Linked DNA regions of Homo sapiens: regions 2, 3, 4 and 5 are each linked to region 1. Evidence: chromatin contacts called from ENCODE Hi-C or POLR2A ChIA-PET data. All regions are on one chromosome and are shown on one strand. Each heading gives the region's core, a stretch centred on a gene start or an enhancer-like site at or near the end of the contact. The rest is flanking DNA. Distances are from core to core; before and after follow the strand shown. Region 1 holds the start of HEXIM2-AS1 (HEXIM2 antisense RNA 1). Region 2 holds the start of UBTF (upstream binding transcription factor). Region 3 holds the start of SLC25A39 (solute carrier family 25 member 39). Region 4 holds the start of FZD2 (frizzled class receptor 2). Region 5 has its middle 22 kb from the start of LINC01180.

Evidence for each region. A loop is a pair of places that touch in the nucleus more often than their neighbours do. ChIA-PET counts read pairs that join two places held with the same protein, here RNA polymerase II (POLR2A). Pooled maps may share reads with other maps.
Region 2: a loop to region 1 is called in a pooled map, with 7 times the contacts of the local background. The contact joins the promoter of UBTF here to the promoter of HEXIM2-AS1 in region 1. A Hi-C loop is called at or near these places in 4 of 50 pooled maps. POLR2A ChIA-PET finds 5 or more read pairs at or near these places in 2 of 52 experiments (B cell and activated T-cell).
Region 3: a map of naive thymus-derived CD4-positive, alpha-beta T cell shows a loop between it and region 1 (6-fold over the local background). The contact joins the promoter of SLC25A39 here to the promoter of HEXIM2-AS1 in region 1. A Hi-C loop is called at or near these places in 1 of 168 maps with a recorded cell type or tissue (naive thymus-derived CD4-positive, alpha-beta T cell) and 3 of 50 pooled maps. POLR2A ChIA-PET finds 5 or more read pairs at or near these places in 3 of 52 experiments (H1, K562 and MCF 10A).
Region 4: a pooled map shows a loop between it and region 1 (5-fold over the local background). The contact joins the promoter of FZD2 here to the promoter of HEXIM2-AS1 in region 1. A Hi-C loop is called at or near these places in 4 of 50 pooled maps. POLR2A ChIA-PET finds 5 or more read pairs at or near these places in 2 of 52 experiments (PC-9 and activated B cell).
Region 5: a pooled map shows a loop between it and region 1 (4-fold over the local background). The contact joins the enhancer-like site here to the promoter of HEXIM2-AS1 in region 1. A Hi-C loop is called at or near these places in 1 of 50 pooled maps. POLR2A ChIA-PET finds 5 or more read pairs at or near these places in 2 of 52 experiments (OCI-LY7 and WTC11).

What each region holds. Positions count from the first base shown.
Region 1 is chr17:45,159,624-45,164,668 of GRCh38, forward strand. It overlaps HEXIM2-AS1 (HEXIM2 antisense RNA 1), which reads right to left and starts at 1,915. Exons shown (of 3, transcript NR_186789.1): 1 at 1,838-1,915. HEXIM2 (HEXIM P-TEFb complex subunit 2) reads left to right here and starts at 2,252. Exons shown (of 4, transcript NM_001303441.2): 1 at 2,252-2,408; 2 at 2,865-3,012; 3 at 3,127-3,236. The coding sequence starts at 3,171. RefSeq lists enhancers at 887-1,502, 1,503-2,118, 1,772-2,001, 2,119-2,734, 2,152-2,351 and 1 more.
Region 2 is chr17:44,217,540-44,222,584 of GRCh38, forward strand. It overlaps UBTF (upstream binding transcription factor), which reads right to left and starts at 2,136. Exons shown (of 21, transcript NM_014233.4): 1 at 1,906-2,136; 2 at 633-757. The coding sequence starts at 690. ATXN7L3-AS1 (ATXN7L3 antisense RNA 1) reads left to right here. Exons shown (of 2, transcript NR_184071.1): 2 at 4,923-5,045. RefSeq lists silencers at 863-1,032, 1,083-2,102, 1,862-2,026, 2,153-2,842, 3,353-3,572 and 1 more and an enhancer at 4,287-4,891.
Region 3 is chr17:44,321,766-44,326,810 of GRCh38, forward strand. SLC25A39 (solute carrier family 25 member 39) reads right to left here and starts at 3,058. Exons shown (of 12, transcript NM_001143780.3): 1 at 2,946-3,058; 2 at 1,713-1,812; 3 at 1,519-1,578; 4 at 1,043-1,087; 5 at 654-787; 6 at 1-2. The coding sequence starts at 1,797. LOC124904009 (a long non-coding RNA gene) reads left to right here and starts at 3,688. Exons shown (of 2, transcript XR_007065768.1): 1 at 3,688-3,856. RefSeq lists silencers at 2,601-2,820, 2,841-3,270, enhancers at 3,371-3,560, 3,721-3,800, 3,851-3,910, 3,981-4,832, 4,091-4,140 and 1 more and a cis regulatory region at 4,805-5,045.
Region 4 is chr17:44,555,148-44,560,192 of GRCh38, forward strand. FZD2 (frizzled class receptor 2) reads left to right here and starts at 2,337. Exons shown (of 1, transcript NM_001466.4): 1 at 2,337-5,045. The coding sequence starts at 2,542. The coding sequence ends at 4,239. RefSeq lists enhancers at 832-1,601, 1,602-2,369, 2,587-3,547 and silencers at 2,044-2,143, 2,542-2,788, 3,034-3,083.
Region 5 is chr17:44,626,039-44,631,083 of GRCh38, forward strand. No RefSeq gene overlaps it. Among named protein-coding and RNA genes, the nearest start is that of LINC01180, 22 kb to the right of the region's middle. RefSeq lists a silencer at 2,427-2,546 and an enhancer at 2,657-2,816. Within about 2 kb of position 2,678, at least 9 of the 41 ENCODE cell types and tissues checked have a DNase peak (open chromatin) inside an H3K27ac peak, as active enhancers do; they include OCI-LY7, where a contact is called at or near this core.

The sequences.
Region 1 (5,045 bases), core at 665-3,164:
CACCCAGGCTGGAGTGCAACGGTGAGAGGCTCATGGCAAACTCTGCCTCCTGGGTTCAAGCGATTCTCCTGCCTCAGCCTCCCGAGTAGCTGGGATTACAGGCACGCAACTCCACACCCGGCTAATTTTGTATTTTTAGTAGAGAAGGGGCTTCACCATGTTGGCCAGGTTGGTCTCAAACTCCTGACCTCAGGTGATCCACCCGCCTCCACCTCCCAAAGGGCTGGGATTACAGGTGTGAGCCACCGCGCCAGGCCAAGTTCTGTTAAACTTTTAGTAAGGCTGAAGGCTTAGGCATGTTTTGACCATTTGTAACTGATAATAAGACTCATCACAAGGTACCCACAAAATTCACTGCCAGTCACTCTGCTACGTCAAAGCCTCTCCTACTTCAGCACCTACCTAGGCATAATTTTAACTGACATTTTAGCAATAAAACTTTTATTTGAAGATATCCTTGAGCCACAAATCTCTCTGGATTTAGATTTCAAGCAGTAGGAAGTAAGATGGTTTAACCTGCAATTCAATAAAAGAACTTCACATCAAACTTCAATCTTTAAGAAGCTGCTACAGCTATAATGTAAGGTTAAGAGTTTATTCTTTCAAAGCAGGTCTCCTCATCTCTTAAACGCTATACATATGAAGTAGATAAAAACTGGTTTCTTTTTTGGTAGCATTTAGGATCTACAAAAGTGATCCTTCAATTACTTGGAATTTCAAAAAATTGAGGTTACCTAGTAACAATGCACCAGTAGAACACAAAATACTCTGACTTTGTTTAGTCTGTGGGAAAAGAAAAATCTTTAAACTGGAAAGATTTTGTAGTCTTACAAAGATTACATTGGAATTGGAATTACTGTAGTTCGTTTTTCCCTCTAGGAGGGCAGCCATTTCTCTAAAAGTTGTGTAAAAGTTAAGACTAGGATTTCAAAATGCAAGCAGATGTTGATGAAGCATACGAAATGGGCAACTCCGTTTCTATTTCGGAGCCGCAGCGACTCCGACTTTGTGCCCCAACCCTGTAAAGGGCAAAACCTCATCCCTTCGGTGTAAACTTTCAAGAGAAGTGGGGCAGCACACTTTAGGCGTTTCACCAAGAGGCTGGCGACATGCTAGGTCAGGTTGTCCGGAGAATCGGGGCTGAATGGGAGAGATCTTGAGGGCAAGAGCCTCAGAGACCTTCAGGCACCGAGCTCGTGAAGGTTTCCAAGTGCCCCTCTCTAGCTGCTCCCAGGGGGAATTAGTGGTTGCTACAGTAGTTTAAGAGGGTCGTGGTTTTTCGCAACCCGGGCGGCGAGATGGCGCTTTGGTGTAAGCGAGGTAAGGTGGGTGCACTGGGATCTCCGCTCTCGGAGCCTCCAGCTGACTGCCACGCCGACTTGTGGCCAGACCTGCGACCTCCGCCCTCCCCCGCGGCGCCAGCCTCTGGAATCTGGCGTCGCCCCCACCTCTCCAGTCGAAGTGGGAGTCCCTCTGTGCGGGGCCTCGCCGCCATACCCAGGCCGAATGGGGGTGGGGAGGGAAGCTGGCAGAGCTCGGCCTCAGGATCCGCGCCCCTGTGGAAAGACCGCAGAGGGAAGCCGTTTCACCAGCCTCTCCCCTTCTGGGGTCTCGGGAAACACGCGGTAATTACCGAAGAACCCCGCACTCTGTGAGAGGCGAGGCTGCGGGGCTGCCGGGACGGTTTGAGGACCGGGCTCGGCCGAGGAGACTCCAACCTTCACCCTCCCTGGCCCCCGGTCCCACTTCCCGCCGTCTCCCGGCGCCGCCACTTCAGGTAGCCCACTCGGCCCGGCCTCTCCCCGCGCCCGGACCACCCCCCACGGGGTGCTCTCACTGCGCAGCGAGTCCCTCCGCTGCCTCCTCCCAGCCCAAAATGGCGGCGATGGCCGCCGAGCTTCTCGTCGCCTTCCTCAAAGGCCAAGGATCCCTCCGCGCCTGCTGCCCCGCCCACCTTAGCCGGATCTATTTTCTGCCCCGTAAAGATTAACGCCATCAATGAACTCTTTAATTGAGTTCGGAGAAGGCGGGTCCAGTTGTGCCTCCTCACAGCTAATCGTTGCCAAAAAAGCGAGAATATTGGCAGAAGGCTTGACCAATCAAAGAAGGCAGTGATGCGCGCGCGGTCTGCCCCCGCGCAAGGGTAGATGGGTTTTGGAGTCTCGGGTGTGGCTGTTGACGTTACAGGCCCTTGGATCGCTTTTCAGGCCAGAAGAACTACAATCCCCAGCAGGCACCGCGCGTCCAGGCTCTCTCTTCCCCCCCATCTTAGTGGCCTGAGCGGCTTGACCAGAGCTGCTGCAACTGCAGCAAGAGGTAGGGCTCAGGCGTTGGGAATTGCACCGACAGGCAGTCGCACAGAAAGGCACACAGATGTAGTGGTGTGCATAGCCCTTGACAGCGAATAGGTCAGTTCCACCTTTGCAAAACCTCTTTCCATGACTGTCTCCCTTCTTCCAAGAAATCCATCCTTATCCTAGTTGGGTTTCCCTCCCAGCTGCATGTAGTGCAAAGACCTCTTTCCCCTTTTCTCCTGTTTCCCTTTCTGAGAGGAAGGAGGGAGGCAGGCCAGGACCTTAGAGGAAAAGTCCTCAGCACTAGGCTGGCCCAGGTCCCAGCTGTGCTTCTGGCCTTTGGAGCCCAGCTTGGGGAGAAGGTTGGGGGTGCAGGGCTGCATCAAGATTGGGGCCACTGGAGACAGTGGGGAAGGACTCGTGAGCTTGCTCCATGTTCTCCCGTGGCAGCAGCAGCCCCGCTGCACTCCCAGCCTCCCCAGGCAGTCCTCCTTTGCCCCTTTGGTGGTTGGGGAAACAAAACTTACACCTGGCTTCCTGGCTGCCAACCTGGGCCTCGGTGACTTCCAGGAGGACAGTACAGGACATGAGTCCTGGTGAGGGACCCGAGGAGCAGGACAGAGAAGACGGCCCCTGAATCCCATTTGGCCCCTTGCTGGCTGGAGGTGTGAAAACCAGCGGTGGAGGCAGCCTTCGGGGCCTGCATTTGAGAATAAGGGTATGAAGGGCTGGGGTACAAAATGGCTGCCACTGCCTGGGCAAACAATTCTGGGCAGCCAGAGTATTCCTGACGTTCCTTCAGGATTTAGGTTTCTGTTGTTGTTCAAAGCAGGTGTCACTAGTTCCAGGCGTCTGCTGAAAGATTTGGAACAGAAGATGATGGCCACTCCGAACCAGACCGCCTGTAATGCAGAGTCACCAGTGGCCCTGGAGGAGGCCAAGGTAAGTCCCTGCCCTCCTGCCCACCCAAGCACCACGAGCACGGGTCCCACAGCTGAGATCCAAACTTCTTGTCCCAGATGTGTTGGTAGATTTGGAAAACCAGTATTTTGACGAATCAGTACTATGCACTAGGCAATAGGCCGGAATCCCAGTCTATGCTAGCTGATGAAATCTTAGTAACTGGCCGGGTGCGGTGGCTCACACCTGTAATCCCAGCACTTTGGGAGGCCTAGGTGGGTGGATCACCTGAGGTCAGGAGTTCGAGACCAGCCTGACCAACATGGCAAAACCCTGGCTGTACTGAAAATGCAAAATTAGCCTGGCATAGTGGTGGCGCATGCCTGTGATCCCAGCTACTTGGGAGGTTGAGGCAGGAGAATCGCTTGAACCCAGGGGTCGGAGGTTGCAGTGAGCCAAGATCTCGCAATTGCACTCCAGCCTGGGCGTCAGAGCGAGACTCCGTCTCAAAAAAAAAAAAAAAAAAAAAAAATCCTAGTAACCCTTTCAGGTAGGAATTATTTCCAATTCCCAGAAGCTAAGGTTCTGAGACCTGAAATACCTGTTCCAGAATCATGCTATCTACAAGCAACAGACCCAGGGTTTAAACTTAGGGCCTTCTGACAACAGAACATTGCCTTGACCTCAAGTCCAAAGAGGGCATGGAGGGACTGGGTTGAATGTTTACATTTTGTCCAGGCTAAGAACCAAGTCTGAAGCAGGAAGAAGAGTTTTTGGTTCATAATTTGGAATGGACCCAGGCAGGCAATTCACTTGAGACCAGAAGTTCAAGACCAGCCTGGCCAACATGGTGAAACCTCATCTCTACTAAAAATACAAAAATTAGCTGGGCATGGTGGCACATGCCTGTAATACCAGCTACTCAGGAGGCTGATGCACCAGAATCACTTGAACCCAGGATGCAGAGGTTGCAGTGAGCTGAGATCACACCACTGCACTTTAGCCTGGGCGACAGAGTGACACTCCATCTCAAAAAAGAAACAAAAACAAAAACAGGCCAGGCGCAGTGGCTCACGCCTGTAATCCTAGCACTTTTGGAGGCTGAGGTGGGTGGATCACCTGAGGTCAAGAGTTCAAGACCAGCCTGGCCAACATGGTGAAACTCTGTCTCTACTAAAAATACAAAAATTAGATGGGCGTAATGACAGGCGGCTGTAATCCCAGCGACTCAGGAGGCTGAAGCAGGAGAATCACTTGAACCCATGAGGCAGAAGTTGCAGTGAGCTGAGATTGTGCCATTGCACTCCAGCTTGGGCAACAAGAACAAAACTCTCTCAAAAAAAAAAAAATGCTGGAAGCCGGGTGCAGTGGCTCACGCCTGTAATCCCAGCACTTTGGGAGGCCGAGGTGGGCGGATCACCTGAGGTCACGAGTTCGAGACCAGCCTGACCAACATGGAGAAACCCCATCTCTACTAAAAATACAAAATTAGCCAGGCGTGGTGGCACATTTCTATAATCCCAGCTAGTTGGGAGGCTGAGGCAGGAGAATCGCTTGAAACTGGGAGGCGGAGTTTGCAGTGAACTGAGATCACGCCCCTGCACTCCAGCCTGGGCAACAGAGCGAGACTCCGTCTCAAAAAAAAACCAAAAAAACAAAAAAACCTGAAATTAGCCCGGCGTGGTGGTGCATGCCTGTAATCCCAGCTGCTTGGGAGGCTGAGGCATGATAATCACTTGAACCCAGGAGGCAGAGGTTGCACTGAGCTGAGATCATGCCACTGCACTCCAGCCTGGGTGACAAAGTCAGACTTTCTCAAAAATAATAATAATTTGTAATGGAGGTGGGGGT
Region 2 (5,045 bases), core at 886-3,385, 940 kb before region 1:
AGGGCTCTCCATTTTCATTTGCATCTGGTAACCTGGGCCAGAGATTCTGCAGAATGGGCCACGTGGACCCATAATCCCCTCTCCCCTCAATGTCCCACAAGCATGGCCAGCTGTCCAGCTTCATCCTACTCTCTATCCCCATCTAGACTGGATCACTGCTGAATGAGGCAGAGATCTAGTTGAGTACATATATCCCATGGCTTGGGGCCTAAAACCACCAAAACAGCCCTTTTCTCCACCTGCCTCTACAAAAGCCTCATGGTCTTCCTAAAAAGCCTGAGAAGCCTTCCCCAACCCCTTCCTGACCCTTCCTCTACACTCATCCTTCCTCCCATTCCAGGACACTGGGCTGGGACACACTTCAGGCTGAATGGGAACCCCAGAAGGCAGGCCTCCTCTAACACAGAGGGTGAGGGACAGGGAGAGAGGGGAGGTGAGCCACTCCAGGCCAAATAATTTGGATTCAGCCAAACCCCAAGTGTGGGAGATGCTTGATTCATAAATACTCAAGGCACTTTCTCCCCCAGTTCAGTGTATGCAGACTGAAAAAGCCCTTGAAGAAGGGAGTGAGCCCCGCAGCCACGAGGGAAAGAGGGTTTAAGTTTCAGAGGGCCGGGGGTGGATGCCCCTACCTTGGCCTTTGGGGGCGGCCATTTCCAGGTCTGTGGGGCAGTCGGCTTCTCCGTTCATCCTCCAGCTGTCCAGCCACCTCCTCGGTCGTGCTGGCCGGGCAACCCGGGGTCAAAGCCACCTCACCCTTTGGAAGACATACCAGTTCCCACTCAGGAAGGCTGAGAGGTGAACGACTAACGACTTTCTAACCGCCCAGAGTAGAAGGGGGCAGGTCCACACTCTGAGAGACTCAGCCATGACCTTATTAGACTTAAGGGGTCTATGGGAATGGGAGTGCGCCCCTCCTCTTCCTCGTGACCCCCTCCCCCAGCCCCTGCAGCCCGGCTCCGCGGCGCGCGCCCTCCCCTGGCCACGCGAGGGCCTGCTCCTAGCTCCCGCGTGCAGCGAGCGCCCGCCCTCCGCCCCGCTTCCCAACCCCAGCCAAAAAAAAAAAAAAAGAAAAAATCTCCTCCTCCTCGGAGCGCCCGCCCCGGGGAGGCCCCAGGCTGGAGGGCGGGGGAAGAGGAAGGGCGGGTAAAGGGCGCGCGCGGCCACGGAAGCGGGCACGCGCCCCAGTCTCCTCCTCCCGCCTCCCCCCGGCCGGTTCCCCCCGCCTCCGCAACCCGGCGGGGACCCGGACGCAGCGCAGCCGCCGCCAGCCCCGGAGCGGAGCGGCCGCACCGCCCCCGGGGACCGGATCCGGATTCCCGCCGCTCCCCCCTCCCGGGCTCCCTTCGCCGTCCCCGCCCGCACAGGCGGGCAAGCAGCCGGAGAGAAGCGGCCTAGCCTGCCCCCCGCCCCCGAGCCACCCACCCCGGCCAGAGGCGCCGCCACCGCCCAGCCACCCCGACGCGCACGGAGGAGCCCGGCACAGAGGCGCGACCGCGGCGGGAACCGCCGCCTCCTCCCCCGAGCCTGCGGCCCAGCCCCGCCGGCGCCCCCGCCCCGGCCTCCGGGGAGCCGAGCCAAGGAGAGGGCGGGAGGACGGCGGCCGGGAGGCGGGGGCGCAGCGCTCACCGGCCCCGCCGCCCCCTCCGGCGGCCGGGGAGAACTGCGCCTGCCGGCTCCGAGAAGCGCGGGCTCCTCCGCCAGCGGCCGGGGCTCGGCTCAGGCCTCGCTTCCTGCCTTCCCCTCCCCCGGCTCTCGGCGTCCTCCCAAGTGCCCTGGTCTGCTCGCGCCCGGTCGCCTGCTCGGTGGTCGCTTCGGGTCCCCGCTGGGCGCCCACCGCACCCCGCGGTTCGCTCCCGCCGTCCGGCCCCGACCCCAGCGCGCGTCCTCAGCCGCCTCGGTTACCCGGCGCAGCGCGGCCTCCGGGCTTCCCGCTCCAGCGGCTCCCTCCCTGGCTCTGAGTGGCGGCGCCCTCCCCCGCTCGGCCGGGCACAGCCGCAGCTCCCTCCCGCGGCGGCAGCGGCTCCTCCTCCGGGCGAGGCGGCGGCGCTGGGGCGGCGGCTGCTGCTGCTGTGGCGGCGGCGGCGGCGGCGGCGGCTGTGGCTGCTGCCTGCTGCTCCTCGCGGCGAAAAGCACAAAGCACAGCGCCCTCCGCCTGCAGGCAGCCCGCCCGCCGCCGGCCCCGGCCTCAGCTCGCACACCCCCCGCCGCCGCCGCAGCCTCAGCCGCCGGAGCGGGGAGGAGGAGGGAGAAGGGAGGAGGAGGAGCGGGAGGGGGGGCGGGAGAAGCGGGGCAGCGAGCGCGTCCTTCCCCGTAGAGCGCACACCGACCCCCGGGGAGCGAGCGCCAGCCCGCCCGCCTCGCCGGCTCCGCTCCCTCCCACAGCCTGCCCGGGCGGGCTCCGCGGGGGGCAGCTGGGAGGAGGGGCGGGAGCTGGGGGGACCCGGGCGGCCGAGGCGGAGGGAAGGAAGGAGGGGAGGGGGGTGGTGGTGGTGGTGCTGGCGGCGGCGGCGGCTGCTGCTGCTGCTGCTGCCGCCGCCGGGGAAGGGGGGGGGGGCCGGGGCAGGGAGACACGCAGCCGCCCGGATGGCGGCGGGGCTCGGAGCCTAGGCGGGCGGGCGGGCGCCGAGAGCGACCTCGCCAGACCCGCGGGGGAACTAGCAGGCTTCGCCGGCGAGGGAGGGCCGAGGTGCGGCCGCGGAGAGGGTGCCCGGAGGTGCCCCCGGCGTCCGGGGAGGCTCGGGGGGCGCCCACAGCCCTGCTCCGGAGCTCTCCCCCAAGTTCTCCCAGCTCAGACTAGGGCTTCCAGGCCAGCTCTCTCCCGCCTCCCGGAGCGAGCGGTCCGCGCCCACCCTCATCCCCCGGAGCGTGGCCGCTGGTTTGGGGCGCACGCACGCCGATCGCGGCGTCCAGCTTCGGTGCCTACCTCGCGGTCCTCTCCTTGCCGAACGGCACATACGAAACTTAAAAAAAAACCCGAAAACTAAAACCTCTGCATTAAAAAAAAAAAATCCCCGTTGCTCTTTACACCCCGGAAACGGCAAGGGAACGACGGGCTCCGGCGGAGGGGCCGCTGTGGGAGCCGGTTCAATCCAGCCCGGCATGGTTCTCCAGGCCTGCCCGGGCGCATGAAGATCGGCGCCGCCGCCACTCGTAGCAACCCCTCTCCCCCGAAATCCGCGGCTCCCGGGCTCACTTACCGAGCGTGTGGATGGGAGCGCAGGCCGGGGGCACCTGGGAGCACGGCGGGCCGAACAGTCGAGCCGCAGCTCCGCTGCAGCCGACGCCGGGGCAGCGAGTCGCCAGACAAAGCCCGAGATGGCGAAGCGGAGCGACGGCTAATGGCGAGCCCCACGCGCCGCGCTCCGCCCGCCCCGCTCCGCCCGCCCGCCCGCCCGCCTCGGCGCAGCGCAGCGCCGCTCCGAGCGCTTGCCCGTCAGAGCCGCCTCGGCGCCGCCGCCTCCCGGGCCACCCCGGCCTCGCCTGGCCCCTCCGCCTCCTCCGGGCGGCTCAGCCTCACCCCTTCCCTCCCACTGCTCTAGGGGTTGCACAAAAAAAATTTTTTTTTTTTAAAGAAAAATGGTTTTCGTCTTTTTTTTTTCTTTTTGCAGGGCGGGCATGTTGAGACTTTTGGATATTTCTGCCCCCAGCTCGCACTCACCTGCGGAGCCGCCGGGAGGGCTAGGGGTGGGGGCGCGCGGGGCTGGAGCCGGCGAGCGCGGGTTGAAAGCCAGCCAAGCTCTGCAGCGCCCGACCCGGGCGTGTACGCCGCCGCCAGTCCCCGCAGAGAAATCGTCCTCCTACCCCGCCTCCATCGCTCTGCGTTTCTCTTCCAATCAGCCGGTCGCTTGGTGGCTCCTCCATTCTCCGGCCAAGCCCAGCTGCCTAGAGCGAGCTCCACTCCTCCATCTGTTCGCCGGGGTCCTCGCTCCCCTGCCGGGGCCGGCGAGACGGCGTGAGGCCGGAGGGGGATTTGCAAGGAAACCTGCCTGCTTCCCGCTCCCATTGCTCCATCCCCGCTGCCTCCTGCCTCCTGCTTCTCTCCTGCGTCTTTCCAACTCTCCCCTGTCGCCACTGGTGTGTGTCTGAGTGTGTGCGCGGTTTTTTTTTTTTAATTGCTCTTTGCTTTTGCAACCCTGAAGCAAAAGGGGGGGGGGGTAGTTACAGGGAAAAAAAAAGCGAGAAAGAAGCTCTTAGATTTGCAACACATCGGAAAACCGGGGGAGCACCCCGCCTTATCCGATCTCCATGCTCCGCAAGGGCCTTCCGGGTTTTAGGACAAGCTTCTCAATGTCCCGTTTCGCTGGGTTTAGGATCCGAGGAGTCCGAGCAAAAAGTTCTCCCCCTGGGTCGTAGTGACGGGTGTCGGGGTGGGAGTTGCGGGGATTTTTCAAGAAGCAGCAGCTACCCCGGCGTCGGTCACTGGGCCGGGGTAGGGGAAAGAGCAAAATCCCAGTGGGTTTGCGCGAGGGATCTTCTAGGGTCGAGGCGGGTGTGGGGGGAGTTGGAACCGGGAGACACCGCTTGGCGCATCTCTCCCTCGGTCTCTACCTCCTGTCCTATGCCAGCTCCCCCTTTAATTTTTTTCCTCTCCTTTAATCTAATTTCTTCCAACTCCACCTTTGTTGTTACCGGCGTCACACCCGGACCAGCCAATCCCCGCCACGCAATCAGCTTGTCAAAAAGCCTCGGCCATCCCTAGGAAAGCAGGCCGCAGGCGCTGCCCCCCGGCGGCGGCGGGCAGCCGCGAGGGGAGCCCAGCACCCGGTTCTCGCTGCCCCGGGTGGCAGCGGGGCAGCCTCCGACAAGACGTCCCTTGGTTCACTGTCCTGCAGGCCGGGGATGAAAGGCCTGGACAGGGTCCACCACCCACTCTCCCACTGCCACGGCCGTGGTTGACTGTCTTTGCCTCCCCTTTTCAGAGGAAAGGTTATCAGGACAGGACGCAGGGAGCCAGAAGACCATCTGAAGGAAGCCTGCTTCCAACGGGCCCAGCCTCCAGCCACCGCTCCTGGGGCAGCGCCATTGCTCCTGGCTCTCAGGCT
Region 3 (5,045 bases), core at 1,808-4,307, 840 kb before region 1:
TCCTGGCCAAGCAGGCACCAGCCCAGGGGAAGAGGAGGGACACAAGTGATGTCTGTGATGGGGCTGGCCCAGGCTAGGCCTTTGCCTGACGCCCTCAGCCTCTGCCCACAGCCCTCAGGCCTCCCTGCCTCTACACATGCAGTACCCCAGCAGCTGGGTCCAGGCGGACACCTGGTCACCCTTCAAAAACCTTATGGAGGCCAGGCACGGTGGCTCACATATGTAATCCCAGCCAGCACTTTGGGAGGCCAAGGCGGATAAATCACTTGAGGCAGGAGTTCGAGACCAGCCTGGCCAACACGGCAAAACCCTGTCTCTACTAAAAATACAAAAATTAGCGGCAGGTGGTGGTGCACGCTTGTAATCCCAGCTACTTCGGAGGCTGAGACAGGAGAACCACTTGAACCCAGGAGACAGAGGTTGCAGTGAGCTGAGATCACACCACCGCACTCCAGCCTGGGTGACAGAGCGAGACTCTGTCTAAAAGAAAACAAACACCCCATGGAGGTACTGCCTTCTCCGGAAGCACTTCCTGACGGAACCGGCTACCTCTGCGTGCCTTGCCCAATCCCTTTACTCCTGGGTCTGCTGCCCAGCCAGACCGAACTCCTCACGGACACCGACGAATCCCTACGGACCCAGCTGCTCCTCACCATGGTGCCAGTGAAGCGGGTAGGGTCTTGAAACCAGGTGGCACAGCGGGCACCATTTGGGCACAGGTACAGAGGCTCCAGGACACCATTGCAATACAGGAGGCACTTCCCTGTGGATTGGAGAGAGGAGGGCACTGGGGAAAGGCAGGGGGCATTATAATGACAGGATCCTAGAACCTTGCAGGGAGGCAGTGGGCCCCTATCCCTGGAAGGCCAGTAAAGGCCAGGTCCCTGTGTGGATGTTCTGGTGCAGGTCACAGGACTGGCTGGCAGGACCTGGGAGTATATGCTAGTCCATGGCTGTGGAGCCCACTGGTGCCCTGGGGACAGGGACAAGGACTGTCTCCCCCTTGCACCCTCCCATGCTCCCTGTGGCTTGGGGCACTCACATTTGGTATAGGAGAGGCTCCACAGTCTGGAGGAAGGCATCAGCTCTAAAATACAAGGCAGCCCCTCAAGTCAGGAGAGCCCCCACCCGCCCTAGGGACCCCATCTCTGGGAGATCTTTTTATTTTATTTTTTGAGATGGAGTCTTGCTCTGTCGCCCACCCTGGAGCATAGTGGCACAATCTCAGCTCACTGCAACCTCCACCTTCCCGGTTCAAGCGATTCTCCTGCCTCAGCCTCCCAGGTAGCTGGGACTACAGGCGCATGCCACCAAGCCCGGCTAATTTTTGTAGTTTTAGTAGTGAGAGAGTTTCACCACGTTGGCCAGGCTGGCCTTGAACTCCTGATCTCAGGTGATCCACCCACCTCAGCCTCCCAAAGCGCTGGGATTACAGGTATGAGAAACCACGGCCAGCCTCTGGGAGATCTTTCTTTTGCCCAGGCACCACCCCTCACTAGTTCCAGGTCAGGTACTCACCGCTGGCCATGGAGGGCCGCTGAGACTGCAGGCGAACCTTCACCACGTCCAGGGGTGTCACTGGGGGAGGAAGCGGGTCTGAAGGCTCCTTTCAGGACCCCACCCCTAGGACTCCTCCCCCAGGACCACACAGCCTCCAATCTCCGGTCTGCCCCATCCCCACCCGCCCCCACCCCACCTCCCCTAGGTCTTACTGAAGAGAGAGGTAACCACAGCCCCGGTGCCTGAGGCCACCATTTGCTGGAGGGGGCTGATGCCCGCAGGGTCCTGGTCAGCCATCTTGAAGCTTCAGTCCTGAAAACCAAACCTCAAACAGACCACAACTCCAGGGATGGCAGGAAAGGAGGCTGGGCCACTGTGAGACTTTTGTTTTGAGACGGCGTCTCGCTCTGCGCACTGTTGCCAGGCTGGAGTGCAGTGGCACCATCTTGGCTCACTGCAACATCCACCCCCGTTCAAGCGGTTCTCTTGCTTCAGCCTCCCAAGTAGCTGGGACTACAGGCGCGCACCACCACGCCTAGTTAATTTTTGCATTTTTAGTAGAGACAGGGTTTCACCATGTTGGCCAAGATGATCTCGATCTCCTGACCTCGTGATCCGCCCGCCTCAGCCTCCCAAAGCACTGGGATTACAGGCGTGAGCCACCGCACCCGGCCCACTGTGAGACTTTAACCCAACCCTCATCCACCGCCCTCGAAACATCTGTTGCCTCAACAACCCTGGCAATGACCTCTAAAGCAGGGACTGTCCGCCCCCCTCCGCCGGGGAAAACTAAGGCTCGGGGAGACGAGGTGGCCTGCCCAAGGTCACTCAGGAGTGGTTCCGAAGGAAGCTAGGGTGCCAGACCTATCGCTCGAATGCAGTAGGAGCCAGGGTCCTTCCCTCGTCCACCTCGCACGTGTCCACTGCGCACCTCCTACGTGCAGGCGCGGATTTGGCCCTCGTGGCCCCAAAATCAGAGTACCTGTGCTGCCCCCACAGCCCCCACTCCAGCACCAAGGCCCCGGGCAGGCACCTGAGAGCCCAAGTTACTGGGCGTGGAGGGACGGCCGGGCATCGAGGGTGACGTGTAAACAGATCCGGTGACCAAGAAGGGCCCGTCGCCTCCTCAGGACTGCGGGCTGGGATGCCCGGCCCTCCCCGCCCGGCCGGACGGGCCAGACCCGGGGCCCGGAGAGAAAGAGCAGTCTCTGGGTTCCCGCCCCAAAATGCAGGCCCGGGGCGCAGCCGGGAGAGCGGGAAGTAGGAACGTAGGACCAGGACGTCTCCCCGACCCTCGGCGACACTCCCGGCCCCGAACGGCGGAGAGCCGCCAGGTGAGGGGGACCACGCCAGCTCGACGGCCCCAGCACCTGCCCTGGCTCGCACGGCCGCCCGGAGACCCCCGCTTCCGTCTCCGCCCCCAGCCCCGGCCCAGTGCCGCCTACCTGGCTCTAGGCTGGTGCTCGTGCGGCGCGGCGCCCAGGGTCAGGCGGGCCCATACCGGCTCCGCCGCCTGTGCGCGGTCCGCGCGCGCTCGCAGCGCACCTAGGCCGACGCCGAAAGCAGCCAAGGGGGCCCCGCCCCTACACCGCGCCACGAGGCCCCGCCCGCCGCGGGCCGACCAGCCGCAAGCCCGGAGTGTCCCCGGCTCCGCCCACTCGCGTCTCCGCCCGGACCTGCGACGGTCCCGCCCCCTTGACGGGGCCGCGCGGGCGAGTTCCATGCCTGTCCAGCGCTGAGAGCTGCCGGCCAACTTCGCGGTCTCCACGTCGCGCTTAACGTGGCAGCAGCACGCACTTCCAGCATCTTTTTTTAGACAGCATCTTTTTCAGCCTCGCTCTGTCGCCGAGGCTGGAGGGCAGTGGCGCGATCTAGGCTCACTGCAGCCTTGACCTCCCGGGTTCAAGCGATCCTCCTGCCTCAGCCTCCGGAGTAGCTGGGACCACAGGCGCGCGCCGCCACGCCCGGCTGGTTTGTTACTTTTATTTTTGTCTCCCTATTTTGCCCAGGCTAGTCTGGAACTCCTGGGCTCAAGCGATCCGCCCACCTCGGTCTTCGAAAGTGCTGGGATTCCAGGCGTGAGCCGCCGCGCCGGCCTTAACAGCGCATTTTCACCAGCCCCGCCCCGGCCGCGCGCGGCACTGGAAACCCCAGCGCCTTCTGGACGGCGAGGGTGACGCACTGGCCCTCTTCCTCGGTGTCCTCAGGTGCGTGGCGGCGGCAGTGAGAATGAGTTCTTCGAGATCGCCGGGAGACCACACAATAACGACGAAGTTACTTGCCGGGCTACCCGCCGAGACTTGAAAACTTCGCGGCGACTTCTCTCGCCGGCCTTAGCATCGCCCCCATTTTTCAGGTTACAGGACAGGCCTGCAACTGCAAAACGCTTTGTAAACCACAGGGCCCCGCGCGGGTGTGCGCCACTGGGTTAGCTGAGCTGCAGCCCGGGCCGGGCGGGCTGGGACGTGAGCAAGCCGGGGGAGACGGGAGAGCCATGGGGAGCCAGATCCCACCTTCGCGTGACCTTGGGCAAATCACAACCTCGCCTAAGGCCCGGAATGACTCTGCGCGGAGAGGAAGAGCACTGAGTGCGGGAGGGCATCGACGTTTTGGTGTTGGTTGCTCTCGTATCGTGATTTCTTCTGAGTCTCAAAACTCTTTGCAGTAGGTTATTGTTGAAATAGATTACCACAGGCCGGGCGCGGTGGCTCACGCCTGTAATCCAGCACTTTAGGAGGCCGAGGCGGGCGGATCACTTGAAGTCAGGAGTTCGAGACCAGCCTGGCCAACATGGTGAAACCCCGTCTCTACTAAAAATACAAAAGTAGCCGGGCATGATGGCTGGCGCCTGTAATCCCAGCTACTCGGGAGGCTGAGGCAGGAGAATCGCTTGAACCCGGCCGGCGGAGGTTGCAGTGAGCCGAGATCGCACCACTGCATTCCAGCCTGGGCAACAGAGTAACACTCCGTCTCAAAAAAAAAGGCCGGGCGCAGTGGCTTACGCCTGTAATCCCAGCCTTTTTGGAGGCCGAGGCGGGCGGATCACCAGAGGTCAGGAGTTCGAGAGCAGCCTGACCAACATGGTGAAACCTCGTCTCTACTAAAAATACAAAAAATTAGCCGGGCGTGGTGGCGCATGCCAGTAATCCCAGCCACTCGAGAGGCTGAGGCAGGAGAATCGCTTAAACCCGGAAGGCGGAGGTTGCGGTGAGCCGAGACTGCGCCATTGCACTCCAGCCTGGGCAACAAGAGCGAAACTCCGTCTGAAAAAGAAATAGATTACCCCGTTTTACAGAAAGTGAAACTGAGGCTCGACGTGAAGAGCCGGAGATTCGAACCGGCCGGGTGCTTTTCCCAGGGCTCCACACTGCCTCCCCGGGAGACAGGAAGGCTTAAGTCCAGCGCTGCCCTCTCCGATCCCGCTTGTCAGGGAGACACTTTATTTCCCGGGGCAGCCCCGTACCCCAGGCCCCACCACCCACTTCGCGTTTAGAACTTCTGTGCTATCTTGCTTATTTGTCCTAACAGAGAAACCAGCACGCGCG
Region 4 (5,045 bases), core at 1,087-3,586, 600 kb before region 1:
TGTTGAAGGAATGAAAGGTTGCCTGAGTGAATGGAAGAATGTCCTCTATTTCCTGTTTCCAGCTCCCCAGCTCCCCATCTGCCTTGGGGTGGCTGGGAGGGGATAACTGTCATTCAGACCTGGCCCTAGGCCAGGAAAACGGGTTTGTCATGGAAGGAAATTGAAGATGCTGCGTTTACATTGGAGATTTGCTCTCAATTTCCTATCGGACTGCGAGCTTCCTGAATGGGGTATAGGAGCCTGTCATTCATTTTTGTTTCCACTGCTCAGCTTCCATGTTTGGTACCGGCTCTCAAGATGCTTTGAGATGGACTAGGCAGGAGATCTGAGGATCAAAAGCTCAGGCTCAAATGGAGCAGAGAGAGCACAACATTCCCATCCTTAGACTGCTCTGAGAGAAAATGGGCTTGCTGGTGGAATAGAGATGGGTGGGCTGGAAATGGGATGCACAAAAAAAGGCATATCCCCCTCGACACCCACTCATGCCCCAATTTTGAAGGAAAATTTTCATCCTGGTGTAGGGAAAAGGCAAATTCCCCAGGATGTAATAAGGAACATTTTCAAGTTGTAAGAAACCGGAACATCTTTATATCATTCATTCGATCAGGAAAAAAAAATTTTTTTTTGAATCCTGTCAAACCTGGATCCCTTTGTATCCATCTACTTAGAATATTTTTTCCTTCTCCCTACTCCTTTCCTCTTTTTGTTATTTTTCTTCTTCTGCTGTTGTTGTTTAAAACAATTCTTTTCTATATTGGAGCAAGAAACATTTCACCAGACTGTGAGGATTTGGCCCATACTGTGAAGCAAAGGGGCTTTCTAAACTCAATTTTCTTTCTTCTTTTTAAGTCCCCCCTTTCCCCTGTCCCTCGGGAGAGACAACAGAAAATAATTGATCCATCATCCAGTATCAGGCCCAGGAGATTTACATGCAAATTCCTCCTCGACCCCTTTCCAAATTTAAAATCCTAGAAGGGAAAAGAAAAATTCTAAAAGTAGCAGGAACCCTGCTGGCCACACCCCACCCCTTACCAGGTGAGAGATGTGGAGGGGATAATTCACCACAACCCCCCAGTTTCCTCCCGCGTCACACACGCCACCCCTCTCTGGTGTGGAACCACTTAAGATTTGGGTAAAACTCCCCTCTCGCCCTGGAGACGGGATCTGGAAGCTTTTAGGGGGCGGAGGTAGAGGTGGGGAGGCAGAAGGAAAATTCCCTCAAACGTTCGTCAGGCCTAAGAGAGTCGTCCCTTCACTCAAAATTGCCCGTCACCCCCCGCCCCCCACCATTAACTTTCGATTAAGACCTCCTCCTTAGGGCAACTAAACTTTACTTTGCACAATTAAGATTTGCCGCAGAAGAAGCGGGAGGGAGAAGCCGCAGCTCCGGGCCATTCTCCTTTCCCTCGCTCCCTCCAAGCCCCCCGCCCCAACCCTCCAGCTCCGGGCCTCCGAGTTCCTGAGTTTTCTCACTTTGAGGTGCCACCGAACACAAAGAACCATAATGGGCTCCTTTGTGTTGGCTACGGGGCAATTACGCCTCGGAGTCCTGGTCCCTTTAAGAGTCTCTTAAAGAGACAGGATCCCATTTTTCAGAGGGTTTTTTAAGGGTGTGTGGAGGGGGAGGGCGAGGGATCTACGTGTAAAGTGAAGTGAAACTTTCGCCTGGGCTCCAGAAAGAGCGGACAGAAAAGGTCTTTGTAAATTGTTAGTTTTTTTAAAGTCTGTTTTAATTTTTAAATTTGAGATTTTTCACTCGATTTGAAAAATTGGACTAGGAATAGGTGGGGTTCGAGGATCGGGGGCGGGGGCAAGGGTTTAAAGAGTCCCCACCCGGCAGAGCACCTCGGCCCGGGAAGAGGAGTGAGCCAGGGTCGAGTAGTGTCCCCCGATCTCGCCGCGGCAACTCCGGAGAAATCCCGGGCTGGGCAAACAGCCCTTAATATAATAATAGCTTGTCTCTTTAAAAAGCAAAAGGGGGGGAAAGTTTTGTTGGCATCTGGTTTCTGATCTCATTATGTTGTGGTCGACCAATCCAGCCCTCGGGCCTGGTCCTCGGGTTTAAATCTGATTGGCCGAGAGCACATTTTGGGTTGGTGCTTAGAGCTCGACGGGGCGGTTTCAAGGATCCCTTTTTTGGGGGGCTGAGGAGAGGGCGGGGCCGCCAGCGGGGGCCCCCTTGAAACCGACTAATTGGGATCGGAGAGGCCGAGGTGAGGGCTGGAGGAGGCACAAAGAAGTCGCTGGGTGCAGAAGGGAGGGGAGAGGGGGAGCTGAGAGGCGAGAGGAGGAGGAAGAGGAGAGAGGGCAGCAGCGCGCGGTGTCTCCGGCTGCTCAGTCCGACCGCGGCAAGCAAGCGGGCAGGCGCACCGCCCCCTCCCCCGCCCGGCCTCCCCAACTCTGCGGCCGCGAGTAAAGTTTGCAAAGAGGCGCGGGAGGCGGCAGCCGCAGCGAGGAGGCGGCGGGGAAGAAGCGCAGTCTCCGGGTTGGGGGCGGGGGCGGGGGGGGCGCCAAGGAGCCGGGTGGGGGGCGGCGGCCAGCATGCGGCCCCGCAGCGCCCTGCCCCGCCTGCTGCTGCCGCTGCTGCTGCTGCCCGCCGCCGGGCCGGCCCAGTTCCACGGGGAGAAGGGCATCTCCATCCCGGACCACGGCTTCTGCCAGCCCATCTCCATCCCGCTGTGCACGGACATCGCCTACAACCAGACCATCATGCCCAACCTTCTGGGCCACACGAACCAGGAGGACGCAGGCCTAGAGGTGCACCAGTTCTATCCGCTGGTGAAGGTGCAGTGCTCGCCCGAACTGCGCTTCTTCCTGTGCTCCATGTACGCACCCGTGTGCACCGTGCTGGAACAGGCCATCCCGCCGTGCCGCTCTATCTGTGAGCGCGCGCGCCAGGGCTGCGAAGCCCTCATGAACAAGTTCGGTTTTCAGTGGCCCGAGCGCCTGCGCTGCGAGCACTTCCCGCGCCACGGCGCCGAGCAGATCTGCGTCGGCCAGAACCACTCCGAGGACGGAGCTCCCGCGCTACTCACCACCGCGCCGCCGCCGGGACTGCAGCCGGGTGCCGGGGGCACCCCGGGTGGCCCGGGCGGCGGCGGCGCTCCCCCGCGCTACGCCACGCTGGAGCACCCCTTCCACTGCCCGCGCGTCCTCAAGGTGCCATCCTATCTCAGCTACAAGTTTCTGGGCGAGCGTGATTGTGCTGCGCCCTGCGAACCTGCGCGGCCCGATGGTTCCATGTTCTTCTCACAGGAGGAGACGCGTTTCGCGCGCCTCTGGATCCTCACCTGGTCGGTGCTGTGCTGCGCTTCCACCTTCTTCACTGTCACCACGTACTTGGTAGACATGCAGCGCTTCCGCTACCCAGAGCGGCCTATCATTTTTCTGTCGGGCTGCTACACCATGGTGTCGGTGGCCTACATCGCGGGCTTCGTGCTCCAGGAGCGCGTGGTGTGCAACGAGCGCTTCTCCGAGGACGGTTACCGCACGGTGGTGCAGGGCACCAAGAAGGAGGGCTGCACCATCCTCTTCATGATGCTCTACTTCTTCAGCATGGCCAGCTCCATCTGGTGGGTCATCCTGTCGCTCACCTGGTTCCTGGCAGCCGGCATGAAGTGGGGCCACGAGGCCATCGAGGCCAACTCTCAGTACTTCCACCTGGCCGCCTGGGCCGTGCCGGCCGTCAAGACCATCACCATCCTGGCCATGGGCCAGATCGACGGCGACCTGCTGAGCGGCGTGTGCTTCGTAGGCCTCAACAGCCTGGACCCGCTGCGGGGCTTCGTGCTAGCGCCGCTCTTCGTGTACCTGTTCATCGGCACGTCCTTCCTCCTGGCCGGCTTCGTGTCGCTCTTCCGCATCCGCACCATCATGAAGCACGACGGCACCAAGACCGAAAAGCTGGAGCGGCTCATGGTGCGCATCGGCGTCTTCTCCGTGCTCTACACAGTGCCCGCCACCATCGTCATCGCTTGCTACTTCTACGAGCAGGCCTTCCGCGAGCACTGGGAGCGCTCGTGGGTGAGCCAGCACTGCAAGAGCCTGGCCATCCCGTGCCCGGCGCACTACACGCCGCGCATGTCGCCCGACTTCACGGTCTACATGATCAAATACCTCATGACGCTCATCGTGGGCATCACGTCGGGCTTCTGGATCTGGTCGGGCAAGACGCTGCACTCGTGGAGGAAGTTCTACACTCGCCTCACCAACAGCCGACACGGTGAGACCACCGTGTGAGGGACGCCCCCAGGCCGGAACCGCGCGGCGCTTTCCTCCGCCCGGGGTGGGGCCCCTACAGACTCCGTATTTTATTTTTTTAAATAAAAAACGATCGAAACCATTTCACTTTTAGGTTGCTTTTTAAAAGAGAACTCTCTGCCCAACACCCCCACAAGGTTTGTAATTAAAACTGTAAATAGTCTTTGTAAATTTAATTATATATATTTTCTATTTAAAAGAAAAAAGGAGAAAAAAAAACAGGGGTGTGGGCGCCAGGACTGAAGAATGAGGTGTGTGTGTGTTGGGGAGTGTAGTTGGGGGGAGGGTTCTCTTTCTTAAGTGCCCTTCAAAACCCGCCCCACTTTTGGAGTTTTTTGGTGATATGGCAGGGCTGGGCCTGATGGGAGAGGCACCCAGCCTGAGCGCTGTTTTTGTTGGCTTTGAGTCGTTAGGAGTTTGTTCCATTCAACTAATATAAAAGCCAAATTTGTGAGCCTCCTCTCTGACGCTGGGCCTGTGGAAGCCGTTGGATATTTTTGAACAGGACTTGGATTCGTTTTGTTTCCTTCCCCCTTTTCTTTCCCTACTCATTTGTCCTGTCTTCTTCACTCACTCTTGGAAAAGTCCCAACAGAGATGAAGACGTGGAAAAAAAAATCGGGGTCGGGGTGTGCTGGTGGGGAGAGGGCAGAGATCCGGTGAGGAATGGCTTCCACCCCCTGGCCCATTCCCCTGCAGGCTGGAAGATCTTTCTCCTGTCTGGCTTCTCTTCTTTTCAATTCGCTGCACCAAGTGCTTCCAGTGGCCCAAAAATGCTTTTTGAAG
Region 5 (5,045 bases), core at 1,428-3,927, 530 kb before region 1:
TGGGCAGGAGGTTTCCAAGACCCTCTGCCCCGGACAAGCTTTTCCACAGGCTCCAATCGCCATTACATCTGTCAGGTTGTTTTTTTTGTTTTGTTTTGTTTTTGAGACGGAGTCTTGCTCTGTCTCCAGGCTGGAGTGCAGTAGCACGATCTTGGCTCACTGCAACCTCCGCCTCCCAGGTTCAAACGATTCTCCTGCCTCAGCCTCCAGAGTAGCTTGGACTATAGGTGCACGCCACCATACCCAGATCATTTTTGTATTTTTAGTAGAGACAAAGTTTCACCATGTTGGTCAGGATGGTCTTAATCTCTTGACCTCATGATCTGCCCGTCTTGGCCTCCCAAAGTGCTGGGATTACAGGCATGAGCCACCACGTCCGGCTCATCTGTCAGGTTTATAGGGGATTACCCCCACTTCATTGCTTGTTTTATGCCATCCAAATAGATACATAATTATTCAATATTTGAGCTGGACACATTCTCAAACATTTATATGAGTTTGTTTAACAAAACATATAACAAACCTACAAGTACCACACCAAATACTTATCCATGTATTCATTCAATGATAGGAAGTTGCATGTGGCAGGGACTGCATTTGTGCCTCTTTTGAGCTTAGCAAGTGCCTAACTCATGGTAAGTACTAAAGACACATCCACTGAGCCAACACATGAATGAATAAGCCCAGCAAGACTTTACTAAGTGTTTACTATGTGGTGAACATTGTTTTAAACACTTTATTTAATTTAATCCTCAAACTAGTTACATGGTAGGTACAATTAATTACTATCCTCATTTACACATAATACAGAGAGGTGAATGAACTTGCTCAAGGTCAACAGCTAGCCATGGCTGAGGCAGAATTCAAGCCCTGGTAGCCTGGCTCCTGAGCCTATGATCTTGGGCACCCATATGCGCCAGGCATCTTGCTAGGTTCTGATATACAGAGATAAAAGACACACCAAACACAGACTTTCCTTAAGGAGGTCACACTGAAGAAAGGCAACAAATAACTAAAAAGAATGTGACGTGCTCTGGCAAGTGAGAACACGATGCTAGGGACAGAGGGTGTCAGAGGGTTGGACAGGTGTGGTTGACGGCAGAGGGGCCACCTGACCTGAGGCAAGTTCTGAGGCTACTGGTAGTTAATGTTCAGATCAGAGGAAGGGAAGAGCATTCAGGCCACTGGTATGGTTGGTCTGAGAAGGTGAGAGTCCCGAGGCCGGAGCCCAGAAGTGCAGAGAAGTGAAACTGGAGAGAGGAGCCAGGTCCAGATCCTGGAAAGCTTCACTTGCTGAGGGAGGAAGGGTGTTGGGATACCCCTTGGAGGCCTCGCAGGACTGTTCGCAAGGGAGATATGAACTCAGATGCCACACTCCACCTGCCCTGCCCAGGACACGAAACCCAGTACACAGAATTCCCTACAAGCTGTATCCCACTCGGGAGAGTTCCCCGGGAGGGCTAGACAGGAGGGCAGTGCTAACTGAGTGTGGGACACAGCCAGTGCCACCTGGGAGCCATGGCTGGGAGTCTCTCTCCAAGCCCTCCCCCACAATCCCTTCAGTCACCCCCCACCCACCCTTGCCAGCTCAGACACTCAGGCACACTCCCTCCGGTCACATCCCCCTTGAGGCCAGAGATAAGAATAAGCAACATGTCTCTTCCCACATCCCTTCCCTGCCCGCCCTCTGATTCTACCATCCAAAGCAGCTGCAGAGCCTGGAACACCCCAGGCCCCAGTCAGAGGAGGGAGCATGGGGAGATGGGAGCTTCCTGGGGGGGCCGTGGCTATGGGCTGTGCCCTCCCCTCCCACAGGGCTGAGGCTGGTGATTAGTTGGGTTAATTATATCCGAGCCATTTCCGATTGGCACAAGCCCACCCACCCACAGAGCCTGCCCAGAAGGCAGGCAGGCCGGGCCCAGGTCAGGATGCTGGGGCACCAGCTCCTCTAGGTGGATTCCTGACCCCTGTGCTGATGGCCAAACGGAGGCTGATTGTCCTCCCTGCTCCAGGACGGCCTCCTCTTCACTCACCAACTTTCTTACCCATCCCTCTGTTTTCTTTGTACCAACACAAGTCCCTCTCACTCCCCTCTCCTCCCCCCAGGTTTGGAATGAAATCATGGGGCCCTGAGTTCCGCAGTAGGCCCTGACATAAACACTTTGATTGGGGCTAATTATAAGGGCCAGGCTGAGAGGCTGGAGCCTTCGGAAAGCTTTGGCTTTCAAATAAAGGGCCCACGGCTCAGTCCCTAGCCCAGGCGGCTCTCTTCCAGGCTTCCTTATGAATGAGGGGTTCCAGAAAGAGGCAGTCCTCTAGAAACCCCGTGGTCTGTGGGCTCGCTCCATGTCCCACGCCTCATCTTGTCCCTTCTCGGTTGCTTTTGCCTTGGCCCTTCCAGGCCTCAGATCCCAGGGCCTTGCCGGATGGCTTGGCAGAGCCACCAGTCGGCCGTGGAAGACAAGGCAGCAGGGGAGGAGCTCTCAGGCTGGGAGGCAGGGGCAGCGGCAGGGGCAGGGTCAGGGGAGGCGCAGGGGAAGCCAGCTGTGACAGCCCAAGCCCTAATTAGTCGGCTTCAAAGCCGGCCGGAGAGAGAGCCCGCCTGCTTGTGTGCCCTGCTCACTCAGGCGAGTAAGACATTTCTGTCCCAATCAGAGGAGAGAGAGAAAGAAAAACACGGCCCACCGCCACCCCGAAGAGCCTTTAGACACTGGGCTGGTACCCCGAGTCAGGGAGAAAAACTGAGAACCCAGGAAATCATTCTCTTCTGTTGAAACTGATACGTAAGTGCTAGGAAGGGAAGTGTGTGGTGCCTTTAAATGATACAGAAAGGGGTAACGGAAGTGCTGGGTACAGGAGGGCGTAGTCCTTGGCTAGGGCTCCACCCCCACGGACCTAGGTGAGGACAGGCATTTTTGTTTTCCTGCCCAAATGTTGCGTTTCCCAAGTCCACCCTGTCCTGCCACGCCCCCATCCTGTGCCTATAAAAACCCGAGATCTACCCCCCCCAAGGAAAGCCAAGCCAAGCCGCTGGATGTTGAGGAGGAGCACGTCAGCGGAGGCACACACATTGGCTAGGCGTTGAGAGGAACGCACTGATAGGCACCGGCATGCTGGCAGGCCACTGATCAGGCAGAGCAACACAGAGTTTGGCTGAGGCAGTCAGAGGAGAGCGCGGGCCACCGAGCGGCCTGATTCCTAGGCGACAACCATTTACCTTCTGGCTGTCCCATATTCTGAGAGCGACTTCCACTCAATAAAACCTTGCACTCATACTCCAAGCCCACATGTGATCCGATTCTGGTACACCAAGGGAAGAACCCCGGGATACAGAAAGCCCTCTGTTCTCGGTCTCTGCGCCAAGGAAGAAGTCTAATTGAGCTGGTAAGACAAGCCACTTATCGACAGCAAAGCTGAAAGAGCACCCTGTAACACGCGCCCACTGGGGCGCCAGGAGCTGTAAGCATTCACTCTTAGACACTGCGGTAGGGCCGGAGCCCCACAGCCTGCCTGTCTGTATGTCTCCCCTAGAAGTTTGAGCAGCGGGGCACTGAAGAAGCGAGCCACACCCCTATCGTATGCCCTGCAAGGGGGACAAGGGAACTCTTCCCATTTCACTAGCACTTTGGGAGGCCATGACAGGAGGATCACTTGAGGTTAGGAGTTAGAGGCCAGCCTGGGCAACATGGTGAAACCCCATCGCTACAAAAAATACAGAAAAAATTAGCCGGCCATGGCACACGTCTGTAGTCTCAGCTACTCAGGAGGCTGAGGTGGGAGAACACCTGAGCTCAGGAAGTCCAGGCTGCAGTGAGCAGTGGTCAGGCCAGTGCATTTCATCCTGGGCAATGGAGTGAGACCCTGTCCAAAAAAAATTTTTTAAAAAAGTTGTTTTGGTAGAGACAGGGCTTTCTCCATGTTGCCCAGGCTGGTCTCAAACTCCTGACCTCAAGCCATCCTCCCCTCTCAGCTTCCCAAAGCACTGGGGTTACAGGCATGAGCCACGGTGCCTAGCTAACAGTTTTCTAATCTTGGAGAAGGAGGAAACTGGACATAATTATTTCTAAGCATCCTTCTAGCATTTAGTTTTCTTGCTCATCGTCCCAGTGCTCCATATCCCCACCACTACCCCACTCCCAAACATACTCATATGTAGCACCAGGGGCTGGGTTCCTGCATGCAAGTCATCTAAAAGTGACGCTATTGACTGAATGACTGTGACCTAGGAGGCTGGGCTGATAAGGATCACCTAACAAAAACCAGTTACTGATGTTAGTGCTTACACTAACATCCCCTTGAAGGAAAAGTCTTAAAGCCATTTTATAAATTGTCAACCTATTTGCCCTAATGTGGTCATTTTCATCACTTATTACCCTCCTCAAAGTCTTTATTATGCAGCTAAATTACAATAATGGTTTAATAGTTTTTGGCAAACTGGAACCATGATGTCACAAAAGCCATACAAGTAGGTAGTAAAGATGTTATAAATTCCTCCCCCTTTTTTAAAGCAGATAAGAAAAAAAAATTTTTTTTGAGACAGGGTCTTGTTATGTTGCCCAGGCTGGAGTGCAGTGGTGCGATCTCAGCTCACTGCAACCTCTGCCCCCCAGGCTCAAGCCATCCTCCCACCTCAGCCTCCTGAGTGAGTAGCTGGGACTGCAGGTGCACACCACCACACCCCGTTAATTTTTGTATTTTTTGTAAAGAAGGGGGCTCGCCATGTTGCCTAGGCTGGTCTCAAACTCCTGAGCTCAAGCAATCTGACCACTTCATCCCCACAAAGTGCTGAATTACAAGCGTGAGCCACCACGCCCTACAAGGGCCAAATGTCCAGTGGCAAGGCCATAAGAGCTGCTAAGTGACATTGCTTCATCATGAACTCATGCCCTCTAATTCCACATCCAGGGCCTCTGTCCTCTGAGAACACACATCCAGGACCATACCATCCCAGAGGTGACCTGTCTTTGCAGCTGTGAAGGGGAGCTAGAGCTGGGTGTGCCCAACTGATTAGGATTTGCTGAAACAATCCAACCCTTCTTCCATAC